Regions from separate parts of the Homo sapiens genome. Here region 2 is linked to region 1. A link is an interaction called in ENCODE POLR2A ChIA-PET data of the cell type or tissue named here. Cell type or tissue: PC-9. All regions are shown on one strand. Links, peaks and the distances in the headings refer to the core of each region. The heading gives the core; the rest is flanking DNA.

Evidence for each region. Peaks named below come from ENCODE experiments on the same cell type or tissue, not always from the same donor. Only the 100,000 strongest peaks of a DNase experiment are listed, where the experiment ranks them.
Region 2: POLR2A ChIA-PET joins it to region 1 with 6 read pairs; 3 of 35 experiments call an interaction of 5 or more read pairs at or near these places.

The regions. Positions count from the first base shown.
Region 1 is chr2:112,490,754-112,496,134 of GRCh38, forward strand. TTL (tubulin tyrosine ligase) reads left to right here. Exons shown (of 7, transcript NM_153712.5): 3 at 3,390-3,622. Among named protein-coding and RNA genes, the nearest start is that of TTL, 11 kb to the left of the region's middle. In PC-9, for the core only: no CTCF peak of the experiment used is centred there; a DNase peak (open chromatin) is centred at 3,308.
Region 2 is chr2:112,060,796-112,066,176 of GRCh38, forward strand. It overlaps TMEM87B (transmembrane protein 87B), which reads left to right. Exons shown (of 19, transcript NM_032824.3): 3 at 3,367-3,458. Among named protein-coding and RNA genes, the nearest start is that of TMEM87B, 8.2 kb to the left of the region's middle. In PC-9, for the core only: no CTCF peak of the experiment used is centred there; no DNase peak of the experiment used is centred there; H3K27ac peaks cover 927 bases.

The sequences.
Region 1 (5,381 bases), core at 233-5,232:
GTAGAGACGGGATTTCACCATGTTGACCAGGCTGGTCTTGAACTCCTGACCTCAGGTGATCCACCTGCCTCGGCCTCCCAAACTGCTGGCATTACAGGAGTGAGCCACTGTGCCCAGCCATAAATCCATATTTTAATACAACCTAACTGAAGTCCTATCTGTCATGATAGAAAGAAATTTTTTGCATGTAGGTAAAATTCTGTGACAGATGTAAGAGATTTTAAAATATCTATACTATGAGTTTGCGTGTGTGTGTGTGTTGGAGTCTCACTCTGTCACCCAGGTTGGAGTACAGTGGCACGATCTCAGCTCACTGCAACCTCCGCCTCCCGGGTTCAAGCAATTCTCCTGCCTCAGCATCCCGAGTAGCTGGGACTACAGGCAACTGCCACCACACCCGGCTAATTTTTTGTATTTTTAGTAGAGATAGGGTTTCACCGCGTTAGCCAGGATGGTCTTGATCTACTGACCTTGTGATCCGCCTGCCTCAGCCTCCCAAAGTGCTGAGATTATAGGCGTGAGCCACCACTCCCGGCTGAGTTTGATATTTTTTAAGCTGCAATTTGACAGCATTTTATCATACATTTGGAAATCCTTTGAGGCAAAACACCCAAAGTATTAATTGGACAGCATCTTTTATGTCACACAGTTCACCTAAAGCTAAAGAAAAATACTTAATATTTTTCAAATTTTGAGTCAATCTTTGATATTGTTAGAAAGGTTTTGTAGTCTGTGGGCAATTGTGACTCAGCTGAAGATTGTTCATTTTTTGTAAATTATATTTTTAAGTCTTTTCCTTAAAATAGTTTTTTAAAACTACATTTGCATCTAAAATGGTTTTCTTTTTGTGTAAGAATCCAAGCCATTTTATAGTTGCCCAAAATTATAAACCCAGACTCTGTAAAACATTTGCTTAAAAAATGTGTTGGATATTGTGATTTTAGCCACTAGTTTCATTAATTTTTTTGAGCATTGAGAGGAAAATACTTATCAAGTTTATTATGTATTTGCTAAAAATGTCTCCTTTACACAACCGTTTTTTCATTTTACTTTTACCATAGCCTATTGCAGTCACCATTTCTTGTGAATCTGTGGCATACCTCCTTTCAGTTCTTTTTTTTTAAATCTCTTACTGTCCTTGTCATAGTTCTAGCTTCTGTGTCCCTACTCAATTCCACGTCAGTAGTATGCCTTCGTTTTAAATTTAAATTTTTGTCCAAATATTTTTTTAACTAGGAAGAAATTCTATTTCACCTTAGTCCCAATTGTGGTATTTGTAGCTAGCACTGTAATTCATGCTCTCTGCATAGTAAACATATCATAATGTTTCATCACTGCACAGAAATCACTTGATCTGAATCAATCTATTGTCCCTGAATAGAATAGCGATGTGTTTGTGTGTGATACTAGAAATGACACATGGCCCTGACGTGCATGCTGCGATACAACAAGAAAGTGAAGTATTATCTCACCATATCAATAAAGTTGTGCTTAATGGAAAAATATTTTATAATGCATCCGTTTTTAAATTAAAGGCAAATTAAATTTTAGGCCTGACCCAGTGGCTCATGCCTGTAATCCAGCACTTTGGGAGGCTGAGGTGGGTGGTTTACCTGAGGTCAGGAGTTTGAGACCAGCTTGGCCAACATGGTGAAACCCTGTCTCTATTAACAATACAAAAATTAGCTGGGTGTGGGCCGGGCGCGGTGGCTCACGCCTGTAATCCCAGCACTTTGGGAGGCCGAGGCGGGTGGATCACGAGGTCAGGAGATCGAGACTATCCTGGCTAACACGGTGAAACCCCGTCTCTACTAAAAGTACAAAAAAATTAGCTGGGCGTGGTGGTGGGCACCTGTAGTCCCAGCTACTGGGAGGCTGAGGCAGGAGAATGGCGTGAACCCAGGAGGCAGAGCTTGCAGTGAGCCGAGGTCGCGCTACTGCACTTCAGCCTGGGCGACAGAGCGAGACTCCATCTCCAAAAAAAAAAATTTGCTGGGTGTGGTCACGGGCGTCTGTAATCCCAGCTACTCGGGAGTCTGAGGTGGGAGAACGTTTTCAACCCGGGAGGTAGAGGTTGCAGTGAGCCAGGATCGCACCACTGCACTCCAGCCTGGGAGACAGACTGAGACCCCGTCTCAAATAAAAAAAATAAAAATAAAATAAAAAATTAAACTTTAAATTCAGTTCCTGAGTCACACTGACTACATTTCAAATGCTCAGTAGCCACTTGTGGTTGGCTAGTGACCACTGGATGGGACAATGCAGATACGGAGTTGAACTTTCAGTGAGTTAAAAATTTATTTATTTTGTTCCTTCAAGTTCAAGTAGCTTTTCAGTTCTTTCCCTTACGCTTTAAAATAAATTTGTTTTTAATATCTATCTACAATGTCGTTATTTCCACCATTTGTTCACAGACTGGGTTTTGTAGGTGAATCTTAACATGGACTTGGCATGAACAGTTCTGTTCTAAACAGAAGAGGGAGCACAGCTCAGGGAAGGCCAGTGCATGTCTGTGGGCAGGTTCCTCCCTGTCTCTGATTCCTGGGGAGTAAGAGCAGGTTTCCAGTTAAGACTTGGGGGTTTTGTAGTAGCTTGAGCTGTTAAAAAAAAAAAAAAGACTTGGGAGTTCGGGCCTGCATGTTGGCTGGTCCTCACTACCTTTATGATCTCAGGAAGTTTACTTCTCCATGACCCAGTTCCTAATTTGTGAAATGTGATGCCAGTGCCTCTAGCTCCAGGGGTCTGATTGCAGAGTAGATGCAGAGGGAAGCCCCTGTGTGCTAAGTGCCTTGCCTGACTTTATCTTCTGTGGTGTTATGGTATTTGGGGAGCAGGAGGTATATTTCACTATGACCACTGGTGTCCTATGTTCCGTTAGAAAAATACCTTTTTTATTCTGTCACCAAAGCCAGCCTGAGCTAAAAGCAAGAGCTTTAAAAAGTCTTTAGATAATTCAGATTCCTACGTAGCCTTTTCTCCCATAGAGAGTTGGGCCAGGATAGTCTTTTTGCTACTTAAATTTTCCTCTCTTCCCCATTTCATTTTTTTAGTATGGGTATGGTTCAACAACATATTTGTTGAAAAGATATCGGCTCAGGATTGTGTCCGGTTAAGTTTCATTAGAGATGCATTTTAAAAGGAGCATAAGTGTTGGACATTAAGCCTTTTGAATTAATTGGGGTATGCCTTTCAGGTTGCATCTAACAGCTGTGCGCTCCCCAATAACGCATTTGAGCTTTGTCCAGGGAGACTAAGAGCAAATAGAGATGTTAGAAGACTGAGTCATGCTTTGCCTCCCGGAAAGTCTCTGGGGGAAAGGAGTGGCCTTTCTGAAGGGAGTGACAAAGTGCACTAAGAAGGGAGGCTGATCCTCTTCTGTCATCTGCCAGGCTAATCAAGACAAGCCCTGAACTGGCTGAGTCCTGCACATGGTTCCCTGAATCTTATGTGATTTATCCAACCAATCTCAAGACTCCAGTTGCTCCAGCACAGAATGGAATTCAGCCACCAATCAGTAACTCAAGGACAGATGAAAGAGAATTCTTTCTCGCCTCTTATAACAGAAAGAAAGAGGATGGAGAGGGCAACGTTTGGATTGCAAAGTCATCAGCCGGTGCCAAAGGTGAGTTGGCACTGCTGTCCCCTTCTCTATTCCTGGTAAGTTGCTATTGTGATGTATTTAGATGAATGACCCTATTTTAATCTGAATCATCGAAGGTTGAGACCGTGTCTAGTTACATAGTTATAAATACCCATCTATGTACTGATGCCTTCTAAATGTCTATCTCCAGTATGGTCTTTTCCTTTAAGCTCTAGATCCATTGACACCCTCACCATCTCTAAAAGGCATTTCAAACTGAACACATCTGATACAGAACTTTTCATTTCCTTCCCAACTTTGCCCACGCCAGCCTGCTCCTCCTTCACGCTTTCCACTTAGTATATGATCCCACTATTCACTCAGTCTCTGAAGCTTAAAACCTAGGATTCATCCTTGACTACTGTATTCTTTACAATCTACTCCTAATGCATTAGCAATTCTTGCTAGCTCTACCTTCAAAATATATTCTGAATAGACTATTTCTTGCCGTTTCCCCTGCTTCCCCTCTAAATCAAAACCCCCATTCTTTTTACTGTGTGTAACTGCCGAGCCTGCTCTCAACCAGTTCTCCTTCCAGACAATAATGTTTTCAAAACGTAAATCTAATCATGTTACTTCCTACTTAAGACTTACCAGCTGGCTTCCTAATGCAATTAGAATGAACTCCGGATTCCTAATGGTAGCCTGCACCATTTGACATTTGCCCATATCTCTGATCTCATCTCCTTCTATCCTCAGCTTTGCTCTCTGCACTGTAGACACAAAGACTGCCTAGTATCTCTCGAATATTCCAAACTTGTCTCTGTACCTAGAATGTGCTTACATGGATTGTTTTGTTTCTCTTACCTCAGTTGCTGGCTCCTCAGGGAAGGCTTTTCTAATCTAAAATAGCCTCCGTGTCCATTGCTTTCTTTCCCTTTCCCCTGCCTCATTTACCTCCTGACATTAACCTTTTCCTGGCACTATACTACTTCTCTGTCCATCTCTCCTATTATTCTGTAGGCTTCACACAAACACAGACATTCTGTCTTATTCATCCTTGTACCTTCCTCATAGGCAGTCAACAAATATATGTTGAATGAATGCATGTAAGGGGTAAGGTTTATAATGTTAACTCAGGCTGAAAATAGAGGCAGTTCCCAATGTAATGAACACATAAACAATCTCTGTCTATGTTAATGCCCTCATACGCTCTTTATAAAACCATTCTGGCTGGGCATAGTGGCTCACTGCCTGTAACCCCATCGCTTTGGGAAGCCGAGGCGGGCGGATCACAAGGTCAGGAGATTGAGACCATCCTGGCTAACACGGTGAAACCCCGTCTCTACTAAAAATACAAAAAATTAGCTGGGTGTGGTGGCGGGTGCCTGTAGTCCCAGCTACTCGGGAGGCTGAGGCAGGAGAATGGCGTGAACCCGGGAAGTGGAGCTTGCAGTAAGCTGAGATCGCACCTTCAGCCTGGGTGACAGAACAAGACTCCTTCTCAAAAATTAAAAAAAAAACCATTCCATTTTGAACTCACTTCTTGTATTGCCTTGGAAGACATCTAGCCATTGGTACTCATTTCTGTTCCGGGTCGAAGGGACCTCACCTTCTTTTCCACCAGCGATGAGACAGGAAGGCCTCAACTGGTATCCCTGAAAGGGGGAGAGTTGGACTCTTGCCACAAGTCAGGTATCTCACCTACTTCTCTCTCCCCTCTTGTGACCTTTTCTCAACTACTGCCCCCTAGTGTGGTTCCAATGGTAAATGACGGATTTGGAAGAGGAAATAGACATCC
Region 2 (5,381 bases), core at 134-5,133, 430 kb before region 1:
CAAAGTGCTGGGATTACAGGCATGAGCCACTGTGCATGGCCCACAAGAATGGATTTTTCTGATCTTCTTTCAGAAAATGTAATGTGAATCATTTTATGAAAATTATAATTAAAGTCTAATAGACGAACAAAAAAAATTTGTTTTTTGTGAAATTTAACTTTGAGTCTCAGATTTTTAAAACTAGATAAATTGCTTTTACGAATATATGAAATGTCATGATTGTGATAAACCCTTTATGGCCTTGAAAATTTTCAAAACGTACATATCCTCGTAAGAAGTAAAAATTGCTGGACAACATTTTAATTAGAGTTTTAAGGTTGATAAAAGTTAAAATATTCATTAGGTAGGGCCTGTCTTTTCTGTGTCAATACTGAGATACCAGAACTACCAAGGTTTTTTAAGAATTTCACTGGATTTTCATTGGATCGTATTCATTGTGGCCCAATTCCTCTTATTGTTTCCAGTAACCTAACTAGGAAAATTGGTTGCCAGAGTTAAAGTCTCAGGATAAGGAGCAGTTTTTTGCTGGGTAGAGCAAACTGGCTTCTACAGGATCCAAAGTCATGCCTCTTTCCTTTCACACAACAGATCATGCTCTGCTCATTTGTTGGGGGCAATTCTTCCTTTTATGGGTCTTTCCTGAGGGAAGTCAGGCTAGCCAGCAGCTAGAAAGCAGAGGTGGTTTCAAGCAGCTCTGTAATATCAATCATCAGTTGTGATAAGAGCTTGGTAAGAGGAAATTGAAGTCCAAGGTGAGAGAGAAAAAAATTTTGGCATCTGTTTATTTAATGAATTCATGTCTCAAAGTCTAGACAAAGGATTTAAAAGAATCTCAGTCTGGTGCTGACAAAAAGTTATATGGAAAAAAAAGTAACGTCAGCCACTGAAACAGAATTTGATTTTTAAAAATCATTACAAATGCCTGAGATCAACATATGAGTAGACTACAATCAAGACGTTGTTATTAACTTATCTAAAGAAAGAATGGGACAGCATGAGGGATTTAAGAGCAAAAGCATAATAAAACTAGGGTTTAGTCAGGCAAATGCTGGTCATGTCCAACAGCATTGTTGGGGGAGAGGTTTTCTTGAACCATGACCACAGCTATGACATGGGGCTGGCAGTTGTGGATATAGCATCCACCTGAGCCTCCTTGGTCTGGTGCCATGCTCACCAAACCACCTTCTCATCCGTATTGGGCCTCCAGGGAGGCATGCTGAAGGGAAAGAGTTGATCATTACTAGTCCAGTTTACGGTTTCTGTTCATTGTAAGTGAGTAATTGAGTATTCTAATTTATACATCTACATGGTAATCATGAAAGTGAGTAATTGAGCATTCTAATGTACACATCTACCATTGGGAAAGGGTGAGATGAGAATCTGTGTTTTCACAGAGCCAGATTTTAGTGCTTGTTAAGCTAAGGACTGGTCCCTTGGATATATGTCGATGCTGTTTGGGAGATCAGATATCTGGCTTTTTTAAGGCAACCTCTCTTCTGCTGTCTCATTCAAGTCATGTGGAGCCTGTGCTAAAAAATATCTCAATGTAATTCACCATATTAACAGAATATAAGAAATGAACCATATGATCATCTCAAAGTATACAGAAAGAGCATTTGAAAAAAATTCAACACCCATTCATGATAGAAACTCAAAGAAAGTTAGAAATAGAAGGAAACTTCCTCAACCTGATAAAAGGCATCTATGAAAAATCTGTAGCAAACATCATACTGTCAGTTCTTCCCAGATTGATCTATAAGTTCAGTTTAATCCCAGCCAAAATCCAAGCAGGCTTTTTGTTTGTTTGGTCGGTGCATATTGTGAATTTCACATTTTTGAGTGCTGGAGGACGTTGTAGTCCTTTAACAACTTTGTTCTAGCAGACATTTAAGTTCCTTGTGGGTCAGTTTGATGCTTTCCAGTTTTCTTGTTAAGTTCTTTTAGGATGGTTCTGCAGTAGCCTTTTGTCTAGGGCAAACTTAACAGTGCTTCTGTGGTGTGGTCTTTCTGCTTGTCTTCCAAATACCTGGTATATTTACTGAGGCCTTTCCACTCTGGCTAGTGGAAACTCAAACAGTTCCCAACTCTGTGTGAGCTCTGAGAATTGTTGGGCTTGTTCCTATGCATGGGCAGGCTGCCCTTCAGCCAGAAACTCCAGGGGATCACTATGCAGATTTCTCTTTCTCTTTATGTAGCTTCCATCTCTTGGGTACTGTCCCCCAGAAAATCTACCAGCCTCAGTTTGTTGAACTTGAATCTCTGGTCTCAGTTTGGTTTCGCTCTTTGTCATTATCAGCCTTTGAGATGTCTCCCAGTGATCCTTGCTTCCTGTTATTCATGATCTTGTGTGGTCCTCTAACACATTTTATCAGAGTTGGTCTGAGTGACTGATAGAGCATGGTGGAAATAATGGCACATCCCTTCTGAGGCTAAGTTATAAAAGATACTGTGGCTGCATCTTTGCTCTCTCTAATCACTCACTCTGGGGTAAGCCAGCTGCCATGTCGTGAGGACGTTCCCAACAGAGCTCTCCTTAACTCCAGACTTAATGCTTTTCAGTCTGCCTATTTGTGTCACTCTCTTACCTGGATCATTCAAAAGAAAGGCCAAACTCCTCAGCAGGGTCTAAGACCTCATGAATTTTCCCCAGCACTCTTCTCCAGCTTCAACTCTTTCTCCTTTCCCCAGCCTGTGTTCTAAGCATAGCAGACTATTTTCAGGGGTCATACTCATGCTGTGCTTTCACTCACCCTGGGCATTTACATGTTTGGTCCACCCTTCTCTTCACCAGGCTAACTTCTGCTCTTCCTTCAAGTTACAGGTCTCCTCCTCCAGCAAGCTTACCCAGAACCCATTCTTCATGCTCTCCTGGGCTATGATAGGTGACCTGCTCAGTGCTCCCTTGACTATTCTCAGCCTCTGGGACTACTGAGAGTGCCTGTTTAGTTGTTAAAACTCACTCCTCCAGTACCTCTTAAGTCATAGACAGGCATTGTTCTTGTTTACCATCATAGCTCACAGGATGGCACACAGGATGGGGCTCACTCAGTATATTTTGAATGAATATGTGAGTGAGAAAAATGTTTGAGAGTGAAATAAGCAGTGACTTAGCATATCAGGCCACTCAGTTTATTTAATTTTAGACTTATACGTGAAATGAGCAGTATTACAGCAGCTTTTGGTTAACTGTAACAATTTAATGAATTTATCTGTCTCACTTTACAGTGACTTTTTGGAGAAATTAGCTAATGTTTTACTCATTGTTACATTAAAGTAGCCTATTTTTAATTGCATTCTCAAAACCTTAAGTTTATATTAGAGTGTATGTATTATTCATGTAAAACAAGACTTTCTTTTTCTAAACAGTTAAGTCATTCCATTGTTCTGGGCCTGTGAAGTTTACCATAGTGTGGCATTTGAAGTATCATACCTGTCACAATGAGCATTCTAATCTGGAAGTAAGTAAAACACAAGTTTTTAATGTATATAAAGCTATGAAGGAAAATTATGGGTATAAAGATTAGCTCATCAAGCGAGGAGGCTAGAAATAGAGATTACAGTTTTAGAAGTGCTACAGATTAATTTTGGGACTTATGGCAATAAACCAAGTTACATGCTGAGAATACTACGAGCTTTTAGTTGCCTTGTATGATATGAAAAATGTTAGTAAATGTTTAAATTCAGGCACGTAGGAGTCATTGATAAAGACGCATACATACAAATAAATGCTTAATTTGCAAAAGAAGTTTAAATATTTCACTTTTTAAAAAAATTATAGGGAAACTAGAACTGTATTGAGTACAAGTAGATTTAGTGAGCACAAGTAGATCGCAGAAAGAGGTGAGGAGAAGAAAGGAGGTATCTGGGGAAAGGCAGAGGATTCTGAGAGAGAAGGAGAAAGTGGCTGTGCTGAGCAAGGCTTTTCCTGCACCTGGCTGTGAAGCCTGGGTTTCTTCCTCCTGGGATGTGCACTGGGCTCTCAGCAAGGTGTTTCTCTTGATGATTCTCGTGATAGTTGCTTGGGATTGTTTCCTTTTCAGATTCTCTGTTACCTGTTTGGCTTCTACCTTGAATAATATATGGGTTTCCATATCTTTTTAAATTATATATGTATATATGTATATATCTATACATATACATATATGTGTACATATACCTATACATGTATATGCATGTAAATACATATGAGATCTCTCTCTGTCACCCAGGCTGGAGTGCAGTGGTGCGATCATGGCTCACTCCAGCCCTGAACTCCTGGACTCAAGTGACCCTCCTGGCAGGTTGTCTCAGGTAGCCTCCAGAGTTTCTGGGATTATAGATGTGAGCCATTATAGCTGGCTTTCTGTATTGTTATTAGTATTATATTTCTATTTGGATTGAACCATGCCATTTTCCTTGAACTGCCTTTTTGGCTTCATCTCTAAATATTTTACACCTTCACACTAAATACTTCAATGTAAATTTCCTAAGAACAGAGATATTCATTTATTTTTTTCACAGTATAATTATAGAATTCAAATTTAACACTGATAAAATGCTATTATATATAAACCTTATTAAAATTTTGCAACTGGGCAGGGTGGGTCACACCTGTAATTCCTGCGCTTTGGGAACCTGAGGCGAGAGGATCACTTAAGCCCAGGAGTTAAAGACCAGCCTGGGCAACAAGTGAGACCCTGTCTCTACAAAAAATTAAAAAATTAGCCAGACACAGTGGCATGTGCCTATAGTCCCAGCTGTTCGGGAGGTTTAGGCCGGAGGATCCCTTGAGCCCAGGAGTTTAAAGTTGCAATGTGCTGTGATTGCACCACTGCACTCCAGCCTGGGAGACAGTGAGACCTTGTCTTCAAAAAAAAAAAAAAAAAAAAAAAGTTCACCAGTGTCCCAATATTGTCTTTTAGAGCAGGCGCCCCCGCTCCCCCTGCACACACACTCCACACCCCATACCGGAACCAATTCAGGTTTGCATTTCATTTCCTTTCCTTGTTTTTGTTTTTAGTTCCTGATAATCTGGATTTCCCCCCTTTTTGGTGTGTCATGGCATTGATAGTTTTGAAGTGCACAGACCATTTATTTTTGCAAAATGCCCCTGAATTTGAATATTTCTGATGTTTATTCATGATCAGATTCAAGTTATACATTTTTGGCAGGAATACCACAGAATACTGATTTGTCTCATTTTTGGTGATGTTAATTTGATCAGTTGGTCAAGGACATATCTGCAAGATTTTTTCCATTCCAAAGTTACTACTTTTCTCTTTGTTATTAACAACAACTTGTGAGGAAAAACTTTTGAAACTATGTAAATATGTTGTGGTTTTCATCAAACCTTCAGCCACTTGTTTTAGCATCCTTTCATGATTCTTGCCTGATGAGTCAGT